2 separate regions of the Homo sapiens genome follow, and region 1 is linked to region 2. Evidence: read pairs that join two places in POLR2A ChIA-PET (ENCODE). Cell type or tissue: MCF 10A. All regions are shown on one strand. Links, peaks and the distances in the headings refer to the core of each region. The heading gives the core; the rest is flanking DNA. Region 1 overlaps ENAH (ENAH actin regulator). Region 2 holds the start of LOC124904527 (a long non-coding RNA gene).

What was found. ChIA-PET counts read pairs that join two places held together with the same protein. Peaks named below come from ENCODE experiments on the same cell type or tissue, not always from the same donor. Only the 100,000 strongest peaks of a DNase experiment are listed, where the experiment ranks them.
Region 1: POLR2A ChIA-PET joins it to region 2 with 10 read pairs; 6 of 35 experiments call an interaction of 5 or more read pairs at or near these places.

The regions. Positions count from the first base shown.
Region 1 is chr1:225,547,022-225,559,030 of GRCh38, forward strand. It overlaps ENAH (ENAH actin regulator), which reads right to left. Exons shown (of 14, transcript NM_018212.6): 3 at 7,885-8,062. Among named protein-coding and RNA genes, the nearest start is that of LINC02765, 85 kb to the left of the region's middle. RefSeq lists an enhancer at 1,972-2,471. In MCF 10A, for the core only: a CTCF peak has its summit at 7,384 (motif pointing right); a DNase peak (open chromatin) is centred at 7,400.
Region 2 is chr1:225,761,672-225,773,680 of GRCh38, forward strand. It overlaps LOC124904527 (a long non-coding RNA gene), which reads right to left and starts at 3,077. Exons shown (of 2, transcript XR_007066905.1): 1 at 2,933-3,077; 2 at 1,633-2,209. RefSeq lists enhancers at 5,017-6,512, 7,425-7,594 and a silencer at 6,636-6,807. In MCF 10A, for the core only: no CTCF peak of the experiment used is centred there; DNase peaks (open chromatin) are centred at 2,340, 5,480, 6,230, 6,620 and 1 weaker place.

The sequences.
Region 1 (12,009 bases), core at 2,745-10,744, 210 kb before region 2:
TATATGATACTTTCCCGGAGACATCTATTATTTGTTGTTGTTGTTGTTTTTGTTTTGTTTTTTTTTTTGAGACGGAGTCTCACTCTGTCGCCCAGGCTGGAGTGCAGTGGTGCAATCTCGGCTCATTGCAACCTCCGCCTCCTGGATTCAAGTGATTCTCCTGCCTCAGCCTCTTGAGTAGCTGGGATTACAGGTGCGCACCACCATGCCCAGCTTATTTTCGTATTTTTAGTAGAGATGGGGTTTCACCATGTTGGTCAGGCTGGTCTCGAACTCCTGACCTCGTGATCCACCCACCTCAGCCTCCCAAAGTGCTGGGATTACAGATGTTAGCCACTGCACCCGGCCAAGACCTCTATTATTAACATATGAGAATAGGTAGCCAGAATTCTTTCTTAATGAAAAAGTTACCTAAGTGAAGTACAATCAGAACCACATTGGTTTCCTGTTTAAATTCACCTCATTCTACCACTGTTTGAATTTTCTTCTCTATTTCTGCCTCCACTCAGGAACTGAATGCTTGACTTACAGCCTCCAGTAGCTCCCTTTTCAAACCACAGCTAGCTTTCTGGAGTACAGCTTTACTCACATTATCACTCTTGCTTGAAAACTTACACTGAATCTCTATCACCCAAAGGTCTCAAACGCCCTTCTTGATCACCTACCTTTCTGAATTTATTCCCACCAGGCCAAACAATTCCCTGCTCTACAAACACAGCTCATTCTTCCCACTTTTTGTACAGGTATGCTATTCCTCAGGCCTGATATGTCTTTCCCCCTCATCTTCCCATGCCTACAGTATGTCCAACTTTCAAAATCCAGACCTGAAAGTCAGCTTGTCACTAATATGTTCCCGGCTGCTCCAGTGAGAAGGCGGCTCGTCCCCTTCACACACCCAATACAGTATGTTATCTGTCCTCAGACAGGGTTTCTCTTGTGTGTTATGGTTGTGCCTTACCTCCCCTGTAAGAGGAGAAAGAAGATCTGTGAGGACAAGACTTGTGTCTAATTTGCGCTGGCATACAGATGCACTCAAATGATGGATGAATTAATTTGTCTATAGAAAAAAAGAAAACACCCAAAAGATATGTCTTTACCGGGCAGTTAAGACAAAGCAGATGTTGGAGAAAATTTGAAAGCCTACTTTTTTTTTTTCCTCTAAGTTAATCCATATAGAATTTTCATTTTCTTTTTTTTTTTTGGACATTAGCATTCAAAATAACATTTTCTAGTTTAATACTATGCCTTTGCCTTGTTTAATTCCCATGATATCCTGACATAAATATTCTCATGACTCACATTTTATAAATTAGGAAATAGCTTTAGAGAAAGCACCAGAGGGAGAGACAGAACTAGAGTCTTTTGACTCTAAACTCAAGTTCTTTCTACTAAATCACAATAAAGACCTTAACAGTTTACTTAAAAACACAAAACTAAAAGTAAATTCAAATTTTTGCTTTCCTAATTTCTCACTCTAAACTGACTTCCCTCAAAGGCGTTTTTAAAAATGCTTTGAAGATCTTGAACTGAAGGCCAGACAAACGCAGTAAAAATAAATGGCCTGAAGGCTCGAAAACCCAATCCCCTTTGTGCCTCCCTTTCTAGGTATGGACAGCCTGGGGAAATCCCAGCTCTCCATGTCAACCTTTCTAATTGGAAATTGGGAGTGACAACAGACATATTAACCTCACATTACTGTGATTCACAAAAGGGAGGACTGTGAGAGGTAAGTATGAGAAGAAAGTAGAGCAGGCAGACCTACGAAAAGACTGTCCCCACCTACCCAATCCCCAAACCTGTTACTCACTTAATACTTAGTGAACAGATTTTTTTTTTTTTTTTTTGAGGCAGAGTTTTTACTCTTGTCACCCAGGCTGGAGTGCAGTGGCACGATCTCAGCTCACTGCAACCTCCGCCTCCCGGGTTCAAGCAATTCTCCTGCATCGGCCTCCCGAGTAATTGGGACTACAGGTGCCCGCCACCACGCCCAGCTAATTTTTGCGTTTTTAGTAGAGATGAGGTTTCACCATATCAGCCAGGCTGGTCTCGAACTCCTGGTCTCAAGTGATGCACCCGCCTCGGCCTCCCTAAGTGCTGGGATTACAGGTGTATGCCACCGCACCTGGCCAAACAGATAGGTTTTATAGGGTTCAAAATGTTAATTCTCCAATAAGATTAGTTGTTTCGGAAAGCTAAACTAAAAAACTTTGTCCAGGGTTATCTTTGGGATTCTTTTCAGGTCCAAATTTTTAAGATTTCATGAAAGCATTAATAAAGAACCGCAAATGGAGTATATCCAGAACCAAATGTGTTATCTGCAGCACAGTATTTCCTCTTCCATCCTCTTTCACTCTGTCTCTGGTTAACAGGACCATCTTTACCGGGGGCCCAAACTGACACACCTGGTCATCATTTTAAAACACTGTTCTCTCCTTCCCGGCCTGCCCATTACATCTTACTGACAAAGAGAAAAGAGGTTGAGTTCTAAGACCTCGGTACAAAAGCCACTAATGCCACTGTCTAGCTGTGGGTCCTCGCATCACTACAGTAGTGACCTTCTGTAAGTGCCAATCTCATTTCTAAAACAAGGATAATACCACCAACCTTGTAGGGTTGTTATAAAGATGATTGGTTATGTATACGCCAGATTAAGACCAAGCACACAGAAGGTGACCAATAAATAGATCATTATTCCTGCCTCAGAATGGCTTTAATTTCTATGTGAGGACAAAGGTAGAAAGCTAGAACACTGCCGTGGCAGGTATAGCCAGCACTAAATGAAAGCTGGTCACCTCCTCTTCATTCTGCTCCTCTCCTCTCTCTACTTTGTCAGTTCAGGCCTCATCTTTCTCACCGGTATTATTACAACAGTGTCCTGAATTGATCTTCATGCTTGTAAACTTGCATGCTCACCACACTTGTCCTAAAGCACAAACTTGATCATATCAATCCTTTATTTAGCATCCTTCAATGACTCTTCACCACCTCCATGATAACATGCACACTCGTCAGCACTAGGCCCTTCCCAACCTTATCTCTTGGGATGCCCTGCTCCTGACCCCCACCACATAAATTCTCATGTCCAAGCCACATCATGGCATATTTGTTATTTCCCAATTGCTCCATGCTCTCATGCTTCCAAACCTATCTAGAATGTTCTATCACTGATGAGCCCTCCCCATTCTTCAAACATAGCTGAAACATCACCTTCTCTTCAAAGCTTTCCCTGACCCTAGAATTTTCTTTGGTATTCCGAAGGCCTTTCTTCACACTACATTCGCAAGCTGTATCCTAATTTTGCTGGCCTTGTTTCTGGCAGCTGTAGCCCGACTGTGACATCAGGCAAGGGACAGGCTTTATTTATCATTTTTGTATTATTCCCAGTGCCTAACACAGTTTATAAAAAATACGCTTTACTGAAAATATTTTTGTGATATAAGCTTAATATTGTTTGCATTAATATCAACAATCTGGAAGACTAAAAAACAAAACTGTCACTATAAAGTATTTCTAGAAACTACTGAGATTTTTTTAATCCTATTAATTCCAAACATAAAGAGATTTTTAAATGCTGTGATAAAACTCATACAAATGTACATACTGGAAGGTATGTCAGGCCAAATTATCATTAAAAAATGAAATCTCAATATTATAAAACCTCTAGAAAATTTCAACCATAAGGAAGGTATGACTTTTGACCATGTTCTCATGTTCAATAGATTAAAAAATAAAACCCAGCAAAAGTAGTCTTTTAGATAATGGTAAAATACTTATTTTGGGGTGTTCTTTTTGAAAAGGCATGCTTCATCTTGGCTGAGAACAAAAGCAGTGGGATAATCTTACTGGTTATGCATATAATTTTCTTTTTTTTGGATTTAAAAATTATTTCCTATTTTCAAATGATTTAAACCTTTTAAGAAAATAAAAGTTGGGCAAATTTGCCTCCACCAATTATCACAAAAATTAACTTTGTAGTTTATATAATCCATAACTATTACCTATAAAAATCTATAAATGTACTGGATAAATAATAGAGAAATCAAAAATATCACTTTAGGTAATACACCCATTTAAAATTGAATCCATTTCCATGGAGAAAGGAAAAAATACACTGTAGCATTTGGTATAAAAGGAAGAGCACTAATTCAGCTCTTTTTCAAAAATGTTAGAACATGTGATTTGTGTTTTTTTAACTTCCAAATATAACTCACTGTATTTAGCACCTTCTGTACTTTCCAGTATATTAGATAATTGCATACCAAGTTAAAAACAAAATAAAGGAAAACATTTCTGCCACCCACCATTTTCATTAAAAAAAGGAAATATCACACAAACACACAGAGCACCTTGTAAAGGTTGGTATGACTAGCCCCCCAGAAAGCTGTTTTTTATAAATTTAAAAAATTTGAGGACGTAGGGGACACGGAAGAAGAGGAAAGGAAAATTATGTGATTATTGGTTTTAGCACAAAACGTGAGCTAGTAATTTTCAAATTCAGTTCTAGAGAACCATGGAGGCATCTCAGTGGTTGCGGATCCGGAACCCTATATCAATCAGAGAAGCTCCATATTTTCTGTCCATTTATACACTGAACTACCAAAGATCTCATTTGCACAAAAATGTCCATAACTTTTTAAAGTCTGAAAATCACTGAGAAGGATTAGCCGATGACAACAGTGGATAATATTGATATTAGCACCTAATAAATAAAAATACAAACAGAAATGTTTAATATGGAAAAATGTTTTAACAAGTGGTAAAACATTAAGAAACAGGCAAGACTAATATTTGTAGTTGCTTTATCAATAAGTTTGTTCTGCTTCTCATCAGTTTTATCAGGCTACAGTTTGTAAAGGGAAGGGAGATGTAAGTTAAGCTTTTTCAACTTGGTTTTGGAAGAAAGACAGTAGATGATTTCAGCAGCCAATTGGCTGTGAATCCAAAGCAAAGATTTTTGGCAGGGTATGATCAAACTGAGAGGTGACATTATTGGGTATGTTTGTTTAGATAAAGGGGAGGTGGCCCATATAATGTTGGGGTAGGGTACATACCTTTTCTACACTGGAGAATCTGCGTAAGAAATTATATCTATTCCCAAGAACACTCCTGATTCTTTTTTTTTTTTTTTTTTTTGAGACAGAGTCTTGCTCAGTCGCCCAGGCTGGAGAGCAGTGGCACGATCTCAGCTCACTGCAAGCTCCGCCTCCCGGGTTCACACCATTCTCCTGCCTCAGCCTCCCGAGTAGCTGGGACTACAGGCGCCCGCCACCACGCCCGGCTAATTTTTTTGTATTTTTTAGTAGAGACAGGGTTTCACCATGTTAGCCAGGATGGTCTCAATCTCCTGACCTCGTGATCCACCCGCCTCAGCCTCCCAAAGTGCTGGGATTACAGGCGTGAGCCACCGTGCCCGGCCCTGATTCTTAACATCTTACTCTCTCCCATGCTTCTACTTCCACACTAATTAAGGCCATCAAAAATAAGAAATAGTATTTAACTACAGTAATTTATGAAAACAGTCATTTTCTAAGTAAATCAGACTATTTAGAACTTAGCCATTCTATATGGTTTTTTTTCCATGATGAAAAACTACAGAACTAAAAGCTTCCTTGCCAGTGACTGATCCACAATACCAGGAGGCAGCTGTGATGGACTCATTTCTTCCACCATTATCTCTCTTTCCTCAGCCCCTAGTATGAGTGGTTGAGATTGTGACTGAGAATAAAGTATCAAAATCATCTAACAAGAAGCCTTTTTCCCACACTAAAATGCTTGTGTAGCTTGTAAAATGATGGCCGATTTTCCTATTTGCCAAACTTTCTATAATGTGGAACATTGTTTCTTAATGCTTATTACCTTACAATAGAGAATGTAATTGAGTCTCTCCACATTAAGATTCATTAATTTGAAAAGATCAAGATTTAAAAAAAGGCTGTGCACGGTGGCTCATGCCTGTAATCCCAGCACTTTGGGAGGCCGAGGTGGGCAGATCACTTGAGGTCAGAAGTTTGAGACCAGCCTGGCCAATATGGTGAAACGCCATCTCTATTAAAAATACAAAAATTAGCTGGGTGTGGTGGTGAGCACCGGTAATCCCAGCTACCTGGGAGGCTAAGGAGGGAGAATCACTCGAACCCGGGAGGCAGAGGTTGCAGTGAGCCAAGATCGCGTCACTGCACTCCAGCCTGGGCAACAGAGCTAGGCTCCGTCTCAAAAAATAAATAAATAAATTTGCATTTTGAAATCAAACCATATGACTACTCATTGAGAGAAACAATCCTTTCCATTTGGCTAAAAACTAAAAATCAAAAGTCAATGACAAGAGGAATAATAAAATTTTAACTACTTTTAAAAAAGGAACATTTAGTTTCCAATATAAGTTCCTAATATCAGTAACATTTAGTTTCTAATATCAACGGATACACTTTTGAAAGTTTAGAAATAAAAATAATGCTAGTTTGTTCTAAAACACGGGATAGTCAAATGTCTACTCTCCAAACTTTGGTACCTTAATTATTTATCACATAACTGACCTATCCAACAAGATATTAAGAAAAAAAAAAAAAGAATCACAATTCTAGCTTCTTCCCTATGGTAAAACTACAGTAAATGAAAAGCAATTCTATACCTATGATAGCATGCCAATAAAATACTGACACCTAGGAGAGAAGTACAGAGACTTAGAGAAATGACCTACATACAAGACTATACAGACTTTCCTATGCTATTTTCTGGACTTAGAGACACACCAGGCCAAGTTCTAGTGGTTTATTTTCTCAAACTAGACAAAATATGCAACCTATGTATAAGTTATGTATTGATATTAATTTCCTCAAAAGAAGATCTGATACAAAACATCTAAAGGCATAACAACTTTAAGTTTCTGCAAGATCCCAAAATGTCTTCTTGCTCTGAAATTAGTATTTGACAGACTAACACACCAGCTAGATGCTTCAACCCTTTTTAGTATAAGGCAACATATACATTGTTTAATGTATTTATAACAGATTTTGAACAGATTTTGATATTCTACACTTTCAACAAAGTATCAAATTTTCATCTGACTGCAACTCTTTCCTCTTAAAATATATATTGTTTACAGTACATTTATATCATTAAAATCATTACTAAATATACAATATAGGCAAGAGTAATCATATTTGTGTTTTCATGTATAACAATTATTTCCTGATTATAAAATCTCTCTCTTCAAAGAAATAACCACACACTGGTACATTTTTCTATTTTTTAAACCAAGACAAAACTGAGCTTATCCTTGACATATGTACAGTTTTTAAAAATTGAGATTTTTTTAAAAAGTGATTTCTATATATATTTCTAACCAATATGCACTATCAGAGGAGATGCAATTCATGACTGATACCACCTGAGGGCACTCCTAAAATCTTTAAAAAAACCGAGAATCACATTTTTACCTACTGGGAAGGAGACCCAGTCCTACTTCAAGTCCATGCTTTGAAAAATGTCTTTCAGAAAACATGTGTTTCTTTACACAAAGATGATAAATAAGCATAATTCCTATCCACTGCATATTCTCTGGGCTTCATGTACTTGCAACGGAAGTGTTTCTAAAGCAGGATGAAACCCATCTAAATACTTCAAATAAAAGGGTTACAGAATTAAAAAGAACTAAACTCACAGGATTATCTTTCTAGATTATACATTTATCATCAATAAAAAGTTCACATTTCTATAGAAAATAAAAATTCAAAAACTACTTCAAATATATACAAGATCTAAAAGTTAACAAACATTTGTTTTAACATACACATGGCACTTCAGTTCAAGAATACAAGTAAATCTTCAGTTTTGCTTTGTCTCTGGAAAAAGAAAGAAAATACAAATAAACCATGGGCACCTTACCTGTTTCCTGTGAATTTAACACTTCTAAGGCATGCATCATGGCACTTGCGAAGACATTGGCATCCTCTTTGCTGCCAAAGTTGAGACCATACACCTGTCTAGCATCTCGCCACTGGTGGAAGGTCTGTGTAGCTTGATTGTACTTCAACCCTTTAGGAATGGCACAGTTTATCACGACCTAAAAAATAATAATTCTTTATAAAGTCAAACCAATAATTGGCAAAATCAAGGATGTCAACAAATGCTGATTGTATATATTCATTCAAATGTGTTCCTAACAGACCTTGGCAAAAATTGCTTAAACAATTATCTGGGTAAAATCTACACAAATATCAGTCTGATAGAAGTTAAGCTTTTCGCTGATTACAAAGGTCTGCCATAAAACAGTAAATCAGCCGGGCACGGTGGCTCACGCCTGTAATCCCAGCACTTTGGGAGGGCTCGAGGCAGGCAGATCATGAGGTCAGGAGATTGAGACCATCCTGGCTAACACGGTGAAACCCCATCTCTACTAAAAATACAAAAAATTAGCCAGGCGCAGTGGCGGGTGCCTGTAGTCCCAGCTACTCGGGAGGCTGAGGCAAGAAAATGGCGTGAATCCAGGAGGCAGAGTTAGCAGGGAGCCAAGATCACACCACTGCACTCCAGCCTGGGCGATAGAGCGAGACTCTGTCTCAAAAAAAAAAAAAGTAAATCAGCAAAACAAAAAAAAATTTTCCTCATTAAATATATTTTAACTTGTTTGCTGAAGTTTTACAAATACAAAAAAGTATACACAACCTAAGAGTGTATCTCTCTGAATGTTCACATGAAGTCAGTACCCTGATTAAGAAATCAAACAGCAACACCAGAAGCCCCTCTTCTTAACTCCTCCCACCTCCCAAAAGGTACTAGCCACACTTCTAACATCATAAATTACTACATTTATATGAAATCCAAAAACTAACATATCATTCTGAGGAGGGTCTTGAGTATCTATATAGGGGTCTTAAGTATCTTTCATTAGATTTATTTCCTATTATTAATCGAGTTTTGTAGGTTTTTGGATTTTATATAAATGGAGTTATACAACATGTATTAAACGTATCTGCTCTCTTATCCTCAAAATTGTAAGAGCCATCCACTTGTTGCATGCAGCTGTGGTTTGTTCATTTTCACTGCTCTATGGTAGTCGTTTGTATAAATCATATTTATTTAACCATTCTCCCATTAATGAACAATTGGATTATTTGCAGTTTGGGCTATTAAAAATTGCGATGTTATGAACTTTCTACTGCATGTCTTTTGGTACAAACAAGCATTCATTTTTGTTGGGCATATACCCAGGAGTGGAAATATCACAGGACATGTGTATGTTCAGCTCTAGTAGAAAATTCCAAGTAGCTTTCCAAATTGGTTCTAGTAATTTACATTTCCACAAGAGTATACAAGAGCTTGTGCTACTTCTACATACTATGCAACATTACAACTGGTACTGTCAGTCTTTATTTTAGCAATTCTGGTGGGTATGAATGCTTTATCACTGCAGTTTTAGTTTGCATTTCCCTGATTTTTATTAGGTATCTAGATGTCTCTTTTTGTGAATATCTGCTTGAATTAAGTCTCTTGTCCATTTTTCTCCTGAGTTGTCAACTTTTTTCTTCTTTGATTTCTAAGCCCTTTATATATTCTAGATATGATATCATTGTTGGTTATCTGTGATGCATATATCTTATGCCATTCTATGAATCGCCTTTTCACTCTTAACGGTGTCTTGATGGATGTAAGTTCTTCACTTTGATTCTGTTCAAATTAGCAATCTTTTCCTTTATAGTTACTGCTTTAGTGCCCTGTTTAACAAATGTTTCTCAATCACAAGGTCATGAAAATATTGTCCCATATTATCTTGTAGAAGCTTTATTATTTTACCTTTCATATTTCTATCCCCAATCCAACTGGAATTGATCTGTGCCTATGGTGTGAGGTAGGGATCAAGTTTGCTATTTGTTTCAATATGGCTGTCCAAATGATCCAGCACTATCACTGTGCTGCAGGTTTGCCTGCAGCACATAAATCAAGTGTCTATAAGGCTCTATTTTCACCTACAGATCAATATGCCTTTTTGCCAACTCTACAATGTCTTAACTGTTGTAGCTTTATACGAAATCTAGATGACCATTAGAGTGTGTCTTCCTGTTTCATTCTTCAAAATTGCTTTGGCTCTTCTCAGTCCTTTGTGTGCAGCTAGTTTTACATTCTGATTATCAGTTTCTACCAAAGAAATTTTGGGGACTTTGAGGTTGCATGAAAGCTAACATATCAATCTGAGGAGGCTCTTAAGTATCTTTATAGGGGTCTTGAGGATCTTTCATTAGATTTATTATTTTCTATTATTAATCGAGTTCTAAGTATTAGAATCTTCTAATATTCCTAATAATTTACATTAAGGTTTTTTCCTCTAAATACACAATCATGTGATCGGCAATGGACAGCTTTATTTCTTCCTTTCCAATCCATTCACAATGTATTTATCTCCATACACTGGCTAGAAATAACAATACAATGCTGAAAAAAAGTGTTCATAACAAGTATCTTTATTTTCTGATTTTAGAAGGAAAGCTTTCTCAATTAAACCGTTAAAAGTATGATCTTTCACACCAGGCAGGTGGATCATGCCTGTAATTCCAGCACTTTGGGAGGCCAAGGCAGGTGGATCACTTGACGTCAGGAGTTCAAGACCAGCCTGGCCAACATGGTGAAACCCCGTCTCTACTAAAAATACAAAACTTAGCCAGGCGTGGTGGCATGTGCCTGTAATCCCAGCTACTTGGGAGGCTGAGGCAGAAGAATCACTTGAACCCAGGAAGCAGAGGTTGCAGTGAGCTGAGACTCTGCCACTGCACTCCAGCCTGGGCAACAGAGTGACACTCTGTCTCAAAAAATAAATAAATATATAAATAAATAAATGACTTTTCATGTAATAATTTTATTGATATCTTTTATCTGGGGAAAAACCCTACTACTTGACAGCTAAGGGTTTCCATCATGATTGAATACTGCATTTTATCAAGTCCTCCCCAACATCTCTTGAGGTGACTGGTTTTTCTGTTTTTATGCAGTAAGTTACACTGATGATTTTCTAGTATTAAACCAACCTTACATTCCTAGGATAAACAATCTTGGTCCTCATATATCAATTTTTATAAATCTCTAGATTTTTGTTTGATATTGCTCTGTTTGAAATTTTTACATGTACTTTTATGAGTGAGATTAACCTGTAATTTCCTCTCTATTGTATTCATACCAGGTTTTGATACCAAAGTAATGCTGGACTTAAAATGAATTGGCACTGTAGAGTTGACAAAAAGATAGGCATCCTCTTTTTGTATTCTCTGGAAAAAAGTACGTAATACTGGTGTTCTTTAAAGGATTGGTTGAAAAGAACACCACCAGTAGAGCCAGCTAAACAAAGTTTTCTTCCTTTTACTTCTTTTAATGATAGTCTTAATTTCTTTAAAGTGTTTTCGTAGGAATTTCTACATCTACATTTTCAAAATTACTAAAATAAAGTAGCTCAAAATATCTCCTTAATCACTTAAATGTCTGTAAGATTCACAGTGATGTCCCTTCTTTCTTCATAATGGTTAAACCATTTTTTTTTTCAAGAGCTGTCCCTCACAAGGACTTTAGAGACAAACCTCTCCTCCTTAGTGTGTTTGCTTTCTACTGCATTAATTTCTGCCTTTTTTTTTTTTTTTTTTTTTTTTGAGATGGAGTCTCGCTCTGTCGCCCAGGCTGGAGTGCAGTGGCGCGATCTCGGCTCACTGCAAACTCCGCCTCCCAGGTTCACGCCATTCTCCTGCCTCAGCCTCCCGAGTAGCTGGGACTACAGGCGCCCGCCAACACACCCGGCTAATTTTTTGTATTTTTAGTAGAGACAGAGTTTCACCATGTTAGCCAGGAAGGTCTTGATCTCCTGACCTCGTGATCTGCCCACCTCGGCCTCCCAAAGTGCTGGGATTACAGGCGTAAGCCACTGCGCCTGGCCTGTTTCTGCTCTTATCTTTATTGTTACCCTCTTTCTATTAATATTCTATATGGCTTTAATGGCCTATTATTTAATTTCTTGAGATGCATCCTGAGTTC
Region 2 (12,009 bases), core at 1,592-9,591:
CTTGCCTTATCGCTCTCTTTTTCTTTCTTACATTACTGCTAACATATTTTAAAGTAATCCCAGATTGCATGTCATTTCACTCCTACATACTTCATTAAGCATCTATACAACTAAGGACATTTTCTTATATAGTCACTATGTGCCAATCATGATGATTTCTATCAAAATTAACAACTATTCTTTCATATCACCTAATAGATGGTGATTTGGGATACCTGGAAGTTTTTAATGAGGCTGCAATTTTTCTGCTGCAAAACACAGATATTGCATTGCCTGGCCTGGGATTACAATTGCTGTCCTTCCTATGTGATGATGACCCATGGGTGATTCCACTACTGACTGATCAGCAGGTCCTTCTTCAGGAAGCAGGAAGGCTTTTCTGCACCTGGGAGACAGGCGACGCCTGCTTCAGTCTATACCACTGGCAGCTGCTTACAAAGCATATGACCACTTAAGTCATTGTCTCTGACACTTCTGTTGGAAAATAGCCATCCACCTCAGAGGAGGTGGTCTGTCGGCTGCCGATAGTTCCCAGGAACCACACTGGTGCTTCCCTCTGAGGTCTGGAAATTCACACATAAAAGTCTTCATAACCTTTAGGGAAGAGGCAGCCAGAGAAACTGGATTCAAGTCAGGATGGTTTGGGGGATGGGCTGAGGTTAATCCCTCTACCGTGTTCTCAGAATGAAGAAAACAGACATTTACTGAGAAAAAGAACAGCTCTGAATACAAATACTAGAATAGGGCTTTTCAAATGTGTGCCTTCTGTGGCTCCCTTTATCCAGAGAAAAAGAGTCCATGGATTTCTCCCCATACTGCTTAACGTGGCAAAAGACCCCGAATTGCTGGAATTAATGGGAAGACTAGAGCAGCTCTGGATAAGACACCAGTGAGGTAATGTCTGGTTTTTGTTAAATATCCCAAACAGATTACTCACTCTTGCTAGATAAAAGGTAAAGACACTGTCGTGCTATTAACACAAATCCTGCTGCAAACAGGGCCCCCACGGGTCCCTGGACTGGGAAGCTGCCATGCTGTTCAGTGGTGGGGGCGGGAGAGAGAGGCAGTCACAGTAAACATTGTCCAGAGAAGAAAACCAGTCAGCTCTGTGATCTTTGCAAACTCCTTTTTGTTAAGGAACCCAGAACACCAATGAGACCCTGGGAGGCTCATATTTGACAGAGCCAGAAAGAAGGTCCTTGGGAAAGATCCCTTCTCTCTGTCTTCAGTAGAACTTGGCAGAACTGGACAGCCAGGCCCAAAGGCTCCGCTGGCTCCTCTTACCCTCGGGGCCTTTGATTCTATACCTGGAGCAATTCCTTCCATTTACAGCACCTTTTTTTTTTTTTTTTTGAGACAAACTCTTACAAAGCCCAGGCTGGAATGCAATGGCATGATCTCAGCTCACTGCAACCTCTGACTCCCAAGTTCAAGTGATTCTCCTGCCTCAGCCTCCTGAGAAGCTGGGATTATAGGCCCGCACCACCAAGCCCGGCTAATTTTTGTATTTTTAGTAGAGATGGGGGTTTCACCATGTCGGCCAGGCTGGTCTTGAACTCCTAATCTCAGGTGATCCGCCCACCTCAGCCTCCCAAAGTGCTGGGATTACAGGCGTGAGCCCACCATGCTTGGCCTTTTTTTTTTTTTTTTTTTTTTTTTTTAATTATTTTTTGAGACATGGTCTCCCTCTGTGGCCCAGGCTGGAGTGCAGTGGCACGATCTTGGCTCACTGCAATCTCCACCTCCCAGGTTCAAGCGATTCTCCTGCCTCAGCCTCCTGAGTAGCTGGGATTACAGGCTTGTGCCACCACAGGCCAGCTAATTTTTGCAGTTTTAATAGAGATGGGGTTTAACCATATTGGCCAGACTGGTTTCAAACTGCTGACCTCAGGTGATCTGCCTGCCTCGGCCTCCCAAAGCTGGGATTACAGGCGTGAGCCACTGCCCCCGGCCCCATTTAAAGCACTTTACAAAGAATTTCCACATGCATTGTTTCAACTGCTCCTCATAAGAGCCTTGTAAGATGAGCTGAGAATATTGAGGCTCAGATTGGTTAAGTCGTCAAGCAGGGTCATGGCTGTTTTCCTCCATTTATTGAGAGTTGGATAAAAGTCTCCGAGGTAGTTCCCTTCTCAACCTTAGAGTCTAGGGTTGTCAGAGGCCTGGGAGAGGCTGAGAAGAGAGCCAGGGAATTGGCAGAGCTTCCGTTCTGCAAACAGACAAATGGAACACCAGGAAACTGGACCTTTTTCCCCAAGGATTCTTGCTTTTAGCCAAGTCATCCCACACACTCTCTGACTCTGTGGTAGGGTCCTTGAAATTTCATCTCACAATTTCCTGGCAGATATCAGGGCAGCGGATGGTAATCCCGTTATTGTTGGCCAGTCTCCCAAACAGGCCCAAATGCTGCCTGCTCGTCCTGTTGCAGACTTCCTCCTCCCCTCTACCATTGCCTGGCCAGCCGGCCTTTAATCTTGGTGGTGAGCTCTGCAACCTTGCCAAGAAGTCTCCCAGACAAGTGAAAGCTCCTTGTGATTGTGAGAAAACAGCAAGGCTGGCATCCCCATCACACCTGCCATCCCCCTCACTCACTTCCATTTATAAGCTTGCACTATATGCAGGACCTGCCTTTCAGAAGCCCTGAGACACAGTGAGGCTCACAGGAGCTGGGAACTCAGCTCCTTCAGACCTGGAAGGACCTGGGTCTGCGCTGGGAAATGTTTGTGCTCATCACGTCAGATGCATCATCCATGAACTTTTCCTCTGAAAAGCTCAGCACATCTCACTATGATTCTTGCTGCTCCCAGTTCCTCTTTCTAAAGGAAATCACCAGCCTCCTCTGGTACCTCAAAGCTTTAGTAATCAGGAACTAAATAACATGGAAAACATGGAGAATCGCATGGAGGCAAAACAGTACCACAGCTGTACCTACTATTTATAATGAAAGTCAGCCCAGAGTGCCTGCCTTTTTCATCATCTCTCAGTTATCCACATGCTCAACCTGGGGGACAGGAGGAACAGGGAGAAAATCATGATTATCCTGTGGTTCACTTTACAGTTTACAATGCATTTTTAAAATTTACATACACTTGGCCGGGCACGGTGGCTCACGCCTGTAGTCCCAGCATTTTAGGAGGCTGAGGCGGGTGGATCACTAGGTCAGGAGATCGAGACCATACCAGCTAACACGGTGAAACCCCATCTCTACTAAAAATACGAAAAAATTAGCCGGGCGTGGTGGCAGGTGCTTACAGTCCCAGCTACTCAGGAGGCTGAGGCAGGAGAATGGTGTGAACCCGGGAGGTGGAGCTCGCAGTGAGCCAAGATCACGCCACTGCACTCCAGCCTGGGCAACAGAGTGAGACTCCATCTCAAAAAAAAAAAAATTTACATACACTTAAAATATGTTATTTCTCTCAATTCTCAGAATAAAACCATATGGTACATAATAGATACAAATTTTGGTTTCTCTCTTTTTTCCCAATGAGGTTGGAAAGGAAGATATTACTATTTCTACCTTACCAAGGAGCAAATCAAGGTTGTAATTATTCAAAATCAAATAAATATATTGTAGTGGACTCTAAACTCAAATTCAGCTTTCCTGGTTATAAATGCCAGAATCCCAGATTCCTGGGATTTCTATACGACCCCTTCCTTCCTCTTAAGTCCTTTGCTCCCTGTGGAGCTGTAGCTTTGTTTTGTTTTATTTTATTTTAGAGACAGGGTCTCACTCTGTGAGACCAGTACACAGCATGATCCTGGCTCACTGCAGCCTCTACCTGCCAGGCTCAAGCAATTCTCCCACCTCAACCTCCCGAAGAACTGAGACCACAGGTGTGTGCCACCATGCCTGGCTAATTATTTTATTTTATTATTATTTTTGAGATGGAGTCATGCTCTGTTGCCCAGGCTGGAGTGCAGTGGCGCAATCTCGGCTCACTGCAGGCTCCGCCTCCCGGGTTCACGCCATTCTCCTGCCTCAGTCTCCCTAGTAGCTGGGACTACAGACGCCCGCCACCACGCCCGGCTAATTTTTTGTATTTTTAGTAGAGATGGGGTTTCACCGTGTTAGCCAGGATGGTCTTGATCTCCTGACCTCGTGGTCCGCCCACCTCAGCCTCCCAAAGTGCTGGGATTATAGGCATGAGCCACTGCGCCCAGCTTATTATTTTATTTTTTGTAGAGACAGGGTCTCGTTATGTTGCCCAGGCTGGTCTCGAACTCCTGGGCTCAAGCAATCCTCCCACATTAGCCTCTCAAAGTGTTAAGATTACAGGTGTGATCCACCACGCCAAGGCAATTTTACTTTATTGAGACAGTTCTCGCTATTGACCATGTTGGAGTCCAGTGGTACAATCACAGCTCATTGCAGCCTCTATTTCCTGGGCTTAAACGATCCTCCCACCTCAACCTCCCAAATAGCTAGGACTACAGGCAAATGCCACCATGTCAGGTTAATTTTTATTTTTTGTAAAGATGGGGTCTTGCTATGTTGCCCAGGCTGGTCTCAAACTCCTGGGCTCAAGCAGTCCTCCTGCTTCAGCCTCCTAAAGTGCTGGGATTATAGGCATGAGCCACTGTGCCTGGCCTATAGCTTTAAAAATTTCCCCAGTGTATACCATCCTCACTATTCCCAGGCACAGTTCTAAGTAATTGAAGTCTACTGAGGTAGGTATCAATATTATTCCCATTCTCTAGATGACGAAACTGGTGCATGTAGCAGTTAGGAAATATGCCCAAAGGTACACTGCTCGTAAGCGGCAGAGCAGGAATATGAATCCAGCCAGTCTGGTTCCGGAGTCTGCATTCTTGATCACTGCACTATACCAACTTTCACTTTGTTGTGAGCACCTGCCTATCTCAGACATCAGTCAGTAAGTCCCTTGAAGGCAAGAACTGTCCTTTGATCCTTATTCCTGAGCCCTAGGCATTACATTTGGCACAGAGTATATGCTCAATAACCATCTATTCATGCATCTGAACAAATGCATGGATAACTGGTCAGGAGGGGACGCCAGCAGAAAGGCCACCTGTTTAAACCTAAAATCGCAGAACTCAAACTGGTCCTCCATTCTTTCTTCTGCTTTTCTCTAAGATATTACATAGCCACAAAAGCAGATTCTTGATTCCAATCTAGTCCATCCTTTCATAGACTTTGAGTGATCAGCCCTCCCTAAGGCAGTGCCCCTCTCAAGGACCCAATGCAGAGCTGCTGGGGACCCCGCCCGAGGTCCATCTTTAGGCTCCCAGGGCTACACTTCTGTGTCAGGGTTTAGGTCAGCAGGATTCACACAGAAACTGGAAATCAGACCCATGGACGGCATCTACGGTGAAGTGGAATCAAACGGTAAGGGCTTCCCAGAACATCCGAGTGAATCAGCTGCTCAGGCTGGGACGAATCCAGAACACATGCCCACAAGGGGTGGCAAGTTGTAAATTGAGATCTAATATGAGCCATCTGGTCTGGCAAAATGGCCAACTGGAGAGATGGGAGCCTGGAAACTGCCCAGAAGCAAACTTATCTTGGGGAAATGATGAGTCAGCTCTGTCCAAAAACAAAAGCCTTTAATGAAGTCCTTCACAGTAAGCCCCACAGAATCTTTCTGGAGCAGCTAGAGTTAAGTAACTCCATCTAAAGGTTACCTCTGGTTTCAAAGTTTTCAGATGCCTGGTTCCAGGCTTGGGTGTAACAGAGCATGAACACAGGCGAGGTAAACCCACACTGCTTTGTGGGGGTGGGATGGGATTCAAGAATCATTTCACAGCCAGATAGATGTGTCAGGTAAGATGTGACGAGACATGCAGGACTAGCTGGGGTCCAGCATTTCCCCCTAGCATGGGGACAGTTTAGCCTTGGTCCTGGAGGACAGCTTTTCAGTGTCTTCTCCCAGCCACAGTCGCTAAAAAGCAACCAATTACCAGGTCTAATTATCTTCCTTCAGCCTCTTTACTGGCAGCAGCTGCCAAGGCTCTTGCCAAAACTCTGCTTCACCAACATCCTGATCCAAAAAGCCCCAAGTCAACGAGGAGAAGGCTCTGCGGGCCCAGAACAGCTGTGAGGCTTCCCAACACCAAGACGGGGCACAAGAGGTCAGCGCCGGGAGCTTCAAAGCAACTTGCCCCCTTGAGCCCCCTTGGCCTCAGCATCTGGATGGAGGAGAAGCAGTGGCGCCAGCCACCTGGAACCACACCAGAAAATGACACAACGGCAATCAACACACTGGCCCCAACCACCCCCGCCCCAGGAAGTTAGGAAGCTTTTTAAAGGCCTTGTTTGTGCTTGTGGTGGAAGCTCCAAGGTCAGGGCTGGCCTAGAGCTCAGTGTGTGCCTCACAGCTGAGCGTAGCTGGGAGGTATGTCAGGAATTCTCTAGGTCGGGGCTGGGGGTCTCTCAGGGCACCATGCCACTGCTGATCCCTACTTCCTTGCACTCCAAAGTAGCTTGCCTACTTCTGCCCACAGGTGAGCCTGAGACCTGATTAGCCTCTTCCTGCACGGAACAAGAGGTAGCTTCCTCCTGAAAGATGTCCTGAGTCGCAGAAGCATTCTCTGACTTGCACAAGAATGAGTCTCCAAAACCCCAGTCACCTGGGGGGCCTGGACTTGTCTGAGCAGGGAGTGGGGAAAACCAGGCGGCCATCCACTCGGCCTCCAACCTTGCAGCCCCAGGGGAAGAAGGGCCAGGTGCAGTTTGCTGGGCAGTTATGAAACTTGAGAAGCTGGAGTGACTTTGGGCTGGTGCTTTGAGAACAGGGAGGTATTGTGTGATGAGGCGCAGAGCGGGTATAGAATACCCAACAGTTCATGCACAAACACGATCCCAGCCTTGTGCAGAGAAAGGGGCTTCCAGGGGCCTGGGTGGTTTCAAACTGGAATGTGAGGAGAAAGGTAGTGCCCATGAGGCTGTTGGTGACCCATACCCAGGAGGAGGCCCAGAAGCCAAGCCAGCCCTCACCCCTACGCACAGACAGTTCCACAGATCTCAACACGTATGCCCTGAGACATCATCTCTGGGGATACAGAAATTCTATCCGTCAGCAATTAAAGAATATTTTCTTAAAACTTGGGTGGGTATCTTCCCCATGTGTTGTCATCTTGGTCATCAGTAAATACCCACTGAGCAGGACTATCTGCATGGTCCTGTCAGAGGTATTATGGTCACAAAGGCCAGTGCCTGCCCTCCCGGGCCCTGCGTCCTGACGACAGGGCACCAATCGTAAGAGGCAGCAAAATAGCTGGAGATTGAGCAACCAGACACACCAGCCTTGCAACTGGTCAAACAAGAGATGCAGTGCACCTCATCTGTGCACTACAAACAAAAGCTTTACATGTTTTACAATTTTTCTCTCTCACAGTGGCTGGAAAGCTGGATGAGGTGAGAAGAGAATAAGAGCAAAGCAGAGAAATTGGGTAGAGAAAGTGATAATGGAGTGATAAGCCAGGGGAGCTGGGAACAGTGGCTCTCAGGTCTGAGTCGAGAAGGATCCAGGACAGACACCTAATTGGTTATGATTTCACCCCCCCTCTCTGGGCTTATCTTCTCCATCTGTCCTCCCACAGTTCCCAGCTCAGGGCGCTGAGCTCTGATAGTTCTCAAACCCTTTTCTCCCTTTACTTACTGCGAGAAAGCTGTGGTTATCAGCATGCTGGCTCTTGCAGCCCCAGGTGCCACACTAAGCTCCTAGGCCAGTCCCTAACCCTGTTGCCTCTAAAAAAAATTAAGTCGAGACAGGGAGGTGGGAGGACCTTCCACACCATGTTCCAGTCCTCACTGCCCACTCCAGTGCCTTCTTTCTCAAACGGTCATCTCAGACATCTCTGCCATATTCCCACCCCCAACTTCCCCCTGGAGAAGGGCTGCATCTGCTTCCTAAAAGCTTGTCTTCTGGGCCTTTTCTCATGCCCACCTTGTATCTGAAAGCCTGACCATTCCATCAGTCATCATCTGACCTTTATTTCCCAAATCCAGCTCCTCTCTGCAGCTTTCCCTAATTGCCACCCCCAATTAACCAGTCCCAATGAACCTGAGCAGAGGCTCAGCAGAATTTTGGGACTCGATCGTAAACACAGCTTATTATAGCTAGTGGTATATGCAGACATTACCTTATTCATGTTGTGTCCTCCCCACAACCTCCACAAAACCCAAGTGAGCCTTTGCGCCATGTTGGACTGCATGACTGATGACATGACAGCTGTGATCAATCAAGATTCCGCAATCACCATTCTGCAGGCCACTGGGAGCTTTTCTACACCAAAGCCCTCTGCTGAGTGGAGATGTCATCTGATTTATTAATTAATGCAAACACTGTTCATCCAAATGCTCCAGGGCATGGTTTAAAAAAAAAACAGAACGTTTAAAAAATGATAAAAATAACTTTTGCCAGCATAGAAATAGCTGAAGTTTTCTTGTTGTTGTTGTTTTTGTTTTGAGACAGAGTTTCGCTCTTGTTGCCCAGGTTGGAGTGCAATGGCACAATCTCAGCTCACTGCAACCTCCACCTCCCAGGTTCAAGCAATTCTCCTGCCTCAGCCTCCCGAGTAGCTGGGATTACAGGTGCGTGCCACTACACCCGGCTAATTTTTTGTATTTTTAGTAGAGATGGGGGTTTCTTCATGTTGGTCAGGCTGGTCTTGAACTCCTGACCTCAGGTAATCTGCCCGCTTCGGCCTCCCGAAGTGCTGGGAATACAGGCGTGAGCCACCACGCCAGCCTAGCTGAAGTTTTATTCCTGGCCCTTTCATCCCAGCAGCAATTCTTCCCTCCCCAGCCCCATCACACCCCTCTTCCCCCTGCAGCACCCCCACCCAGGTCGCTGTCCCCCTTTCCCACCTTCCCTACCGTGCTTCTTTGTCAATTAACAGAATTCCTGCCGCTGTTTGCTAATTGGGTTAATGGAGTGACTGCATAATTGTTCTCTCTCTCTTCACAGCCCAACTCACTATACTGGCTGCTTTCCGACAACCTACCTCTCAGCTGTTCCAGGATCACTAATTTGCAACAACAGCTTCCATTGTCGTCCACATCTGGGACTTCGGGATTTTAAGTGAATCTCTCTAAGGCGGAGAACAGAAGATGCTGCTATTTTGGTTTGTCTGGTCTACAATGGGGCCATTCTGCGGAGTTTCTGTTCAGTGCGGGGCTGCCCGGGTGAAGGGGAAATTGGAGCGGTGATGGGATTCAGCCAGAGAGCTGCATGCTGAGGACTAGGGAGGGAGGGGAGGAGGGGAAGGGGATGGGAGGAGGTGGGAGGTGGGGGCAAAATCTTGACCTTTTCTTCCCAGCCATATGGGTTTGCATTTCATTTTAATCAGTTTCAGATGAAACTGACAAGCCAGGAACCTCAGGAATCTCAGTGCCCCCACCTTTGGCCTCTGGTCTCTAGAACAGCCAGCAGCTGAGGTTGGACAGGGTGTGACCTGGCCTGACCCAGCTTCCCCCAGAGGAGGCAGCATTGAGGGTGGCCTTTGCGATACCCAAGGTTCCATCTGAGCCTGTTTTCTCTCAACGTCCTTGGGAAAAAAAACCAAGATTTTTTTTCCTCTGTTGTTTTTTGAAGGTGTTTGTTCGGCTTGAAATCTGTTTCACCTAAAAGGGATCATTACCTACCCAAAGTATAGAAATGATCACATTCTTGGAGTGGGGTGCAACTGGGGCAGTGACAGAAGCCTCCAGGAACTCTGAGATGTCCCTGGGGGATGCCTTAGTAGGTAGGGGTGGCATGAGGGTGCTAGTACAGTCTTTGGTCTAGAGGTCCCTTGAGCCCCCTTGGAGGGGCTATATTTCTTAGGTTGACTTCTTTTTTTTTTTTTTTCCTAGATGGAGTCTTGCTGTGTCACCCAGGCTGGAATACAGTGGTGTGATCACAGCTCACTGCAACCTCTGCCCCCCAAGTTCAAGCAATTTTCGTGCCTCAGCCTCCCAAGAGTAGCTGGGATTACAGGTGCACGCCACCACACCTGGCTAAGTTTTGTATTTTTAGTAGAGACGGGGTTTCACCATGTTTGTCAGGCTGGTCTTGAACTCCTGGCCTCAAGTGATCCACCCACCTAGGCCTCCCAAGTGCTGGGATTACAGGTGTGAGCCACCATGCCCAACCTTCTTAGGTTGACTTCTATCCCTGCCTTCTTTGCCCTTCCCTCCCCACTGTTCTCAGCCCCGGCCCCCACCCCAGCTGCAATCCTTGCTCCAGGGCTTCTGATCGGAATCCCCTAGGGAGTGCTGAATGTGGGTCCCTAGGGGTCAGCTCTGGGCTGCTCCCACACATACACAAGGAAGAACATTTTTCGGCATTTCATACAGTGACACTTTATATTGTTCTATCTTGTAATTGGTTTACTTCCTGATTTCCCCAAACAGCTATGAGGGTAGGAAATGGTCAGGCCTCTCTGAAACCCCAGTGTACTGTGCCCTGTTATGGTAGGTGCTTCATCCATGCTTATTTCTGCCTTCAGTTTTGATTATTTGTAAACTTGCCTAATCCCTGCACCCTCCCCTGCTTTCATTACTTGTAAGCTTCTTGTGCATATCTTTGTAGTCATTGTAGCACCCCTGGTAGGGTGACAGGCCCGGATTAGGTGCTCAGTAAGGAATTAATAAATTAAACTGGATTGGAGATTCCTGGTAATCAAATGAGAGCCCTTGTGAAAGGAAGTGTTGAGATTGAGCAAAAGGTAAACAAGTCCACCAACATGATTTCAGCTAAGCTGGGTGTATGTACTGATGTACTGAATGGGCGACCATTTCCTTCCAGAAAGGCTGGAGTCAGCCCTCCGGGATGGCTGTCTCTGTGTGACTGTCTGCACACCACTGCCCTCCACTGGACACTGAATCAAAGCTGCCCCAGACCCACGTTGGTGTCAGGACTCCCTCAGGTTTCCTTCCCTCCCTATCTGGGACACAACCTCCTGGGCAAACCGGTTTCTTGGTTGGCTTCTCTTACCAGGTTTGTTTTACCCTGTCTGCCTTGCATTGAATCCATGAAACTTGGGAAGTACAAGAGGAACAATGTCTTCTTTCACTCCTGGCATATAGCGGGGTCAATAAATATTTAATAAGTGAAAATAAACATGACACACATTCCTGGCAAGCCAGCAGCACTTCGGACTAGTACTATGATTATTAATATAAGAATCCATTTAAGGACCTATATATGTTCTTAGTCTAAAGCAGCTACAGTGCTGATTGTTTTTAGAAGACAACTGAGGAAAACAAAGAGGCACCAAAACTTAAGCAAAAGAAAGAGTTCAAAAACAGTCACTCCTCTTTATCTTAACAACCACCAAACTTTCCTCCTCTTGCATGCCTCCGCAGACCTTTGGGAAGATACAGAACAGGATGTAAAGGGAGGGGAAGTGAACACAGGTACTGCCAAGCCTCAGGGATTAGACTGCTCCCTCCCTCGCTTTGACGCGCTCTCCAGCTTCAGCTATTGGCATTTGTGAACTTGCCTTATTATCTCTGCCCCTGACCTCACTAGCTTGTAAATTGCCTTGCCCAGCACAATGACTGGCCTATAAAAGGTCTGCCATACACAGTTAACTGAATTCTGGTGGTTGAATATGCATGTTACTAATAATTTGCCAACAGTAATAATAAAATAGGTTGTTTTTTTTTAAAGAGACATCACATTTACAGCTTAGAAATTTTGATTTGGTGAGAAATTGTTTTCACCTTCCACAATTCAACTCTGGGGTTAGCTGTGGACCTGGTAGGCAGTGGGATATATGAATCTGAAGCTCAGGGAAGAAGCCTGGACGAAGTAGGAATCCAGGAGCCTCATAGCATGGAGGTTGGGGTTAAAACTCAAAGGGTATTGTCCAGGAAGAACTAGAGAAGGTGAAAACCAGAGGCTGGTGTCTTGGGATCCCAATCCTGAAGAACCAGGGGAGGCAGAGGAGGTCAGGACAGAGCCAGAGCAGAAGTCAGAGAGGAGCGAGAAAGAATGGGGCCAAAAAAGCCAGGGGTCTGGGAAGTTTTCGGGATTAGAGGGTGGCCAGTGGCCTCAAATA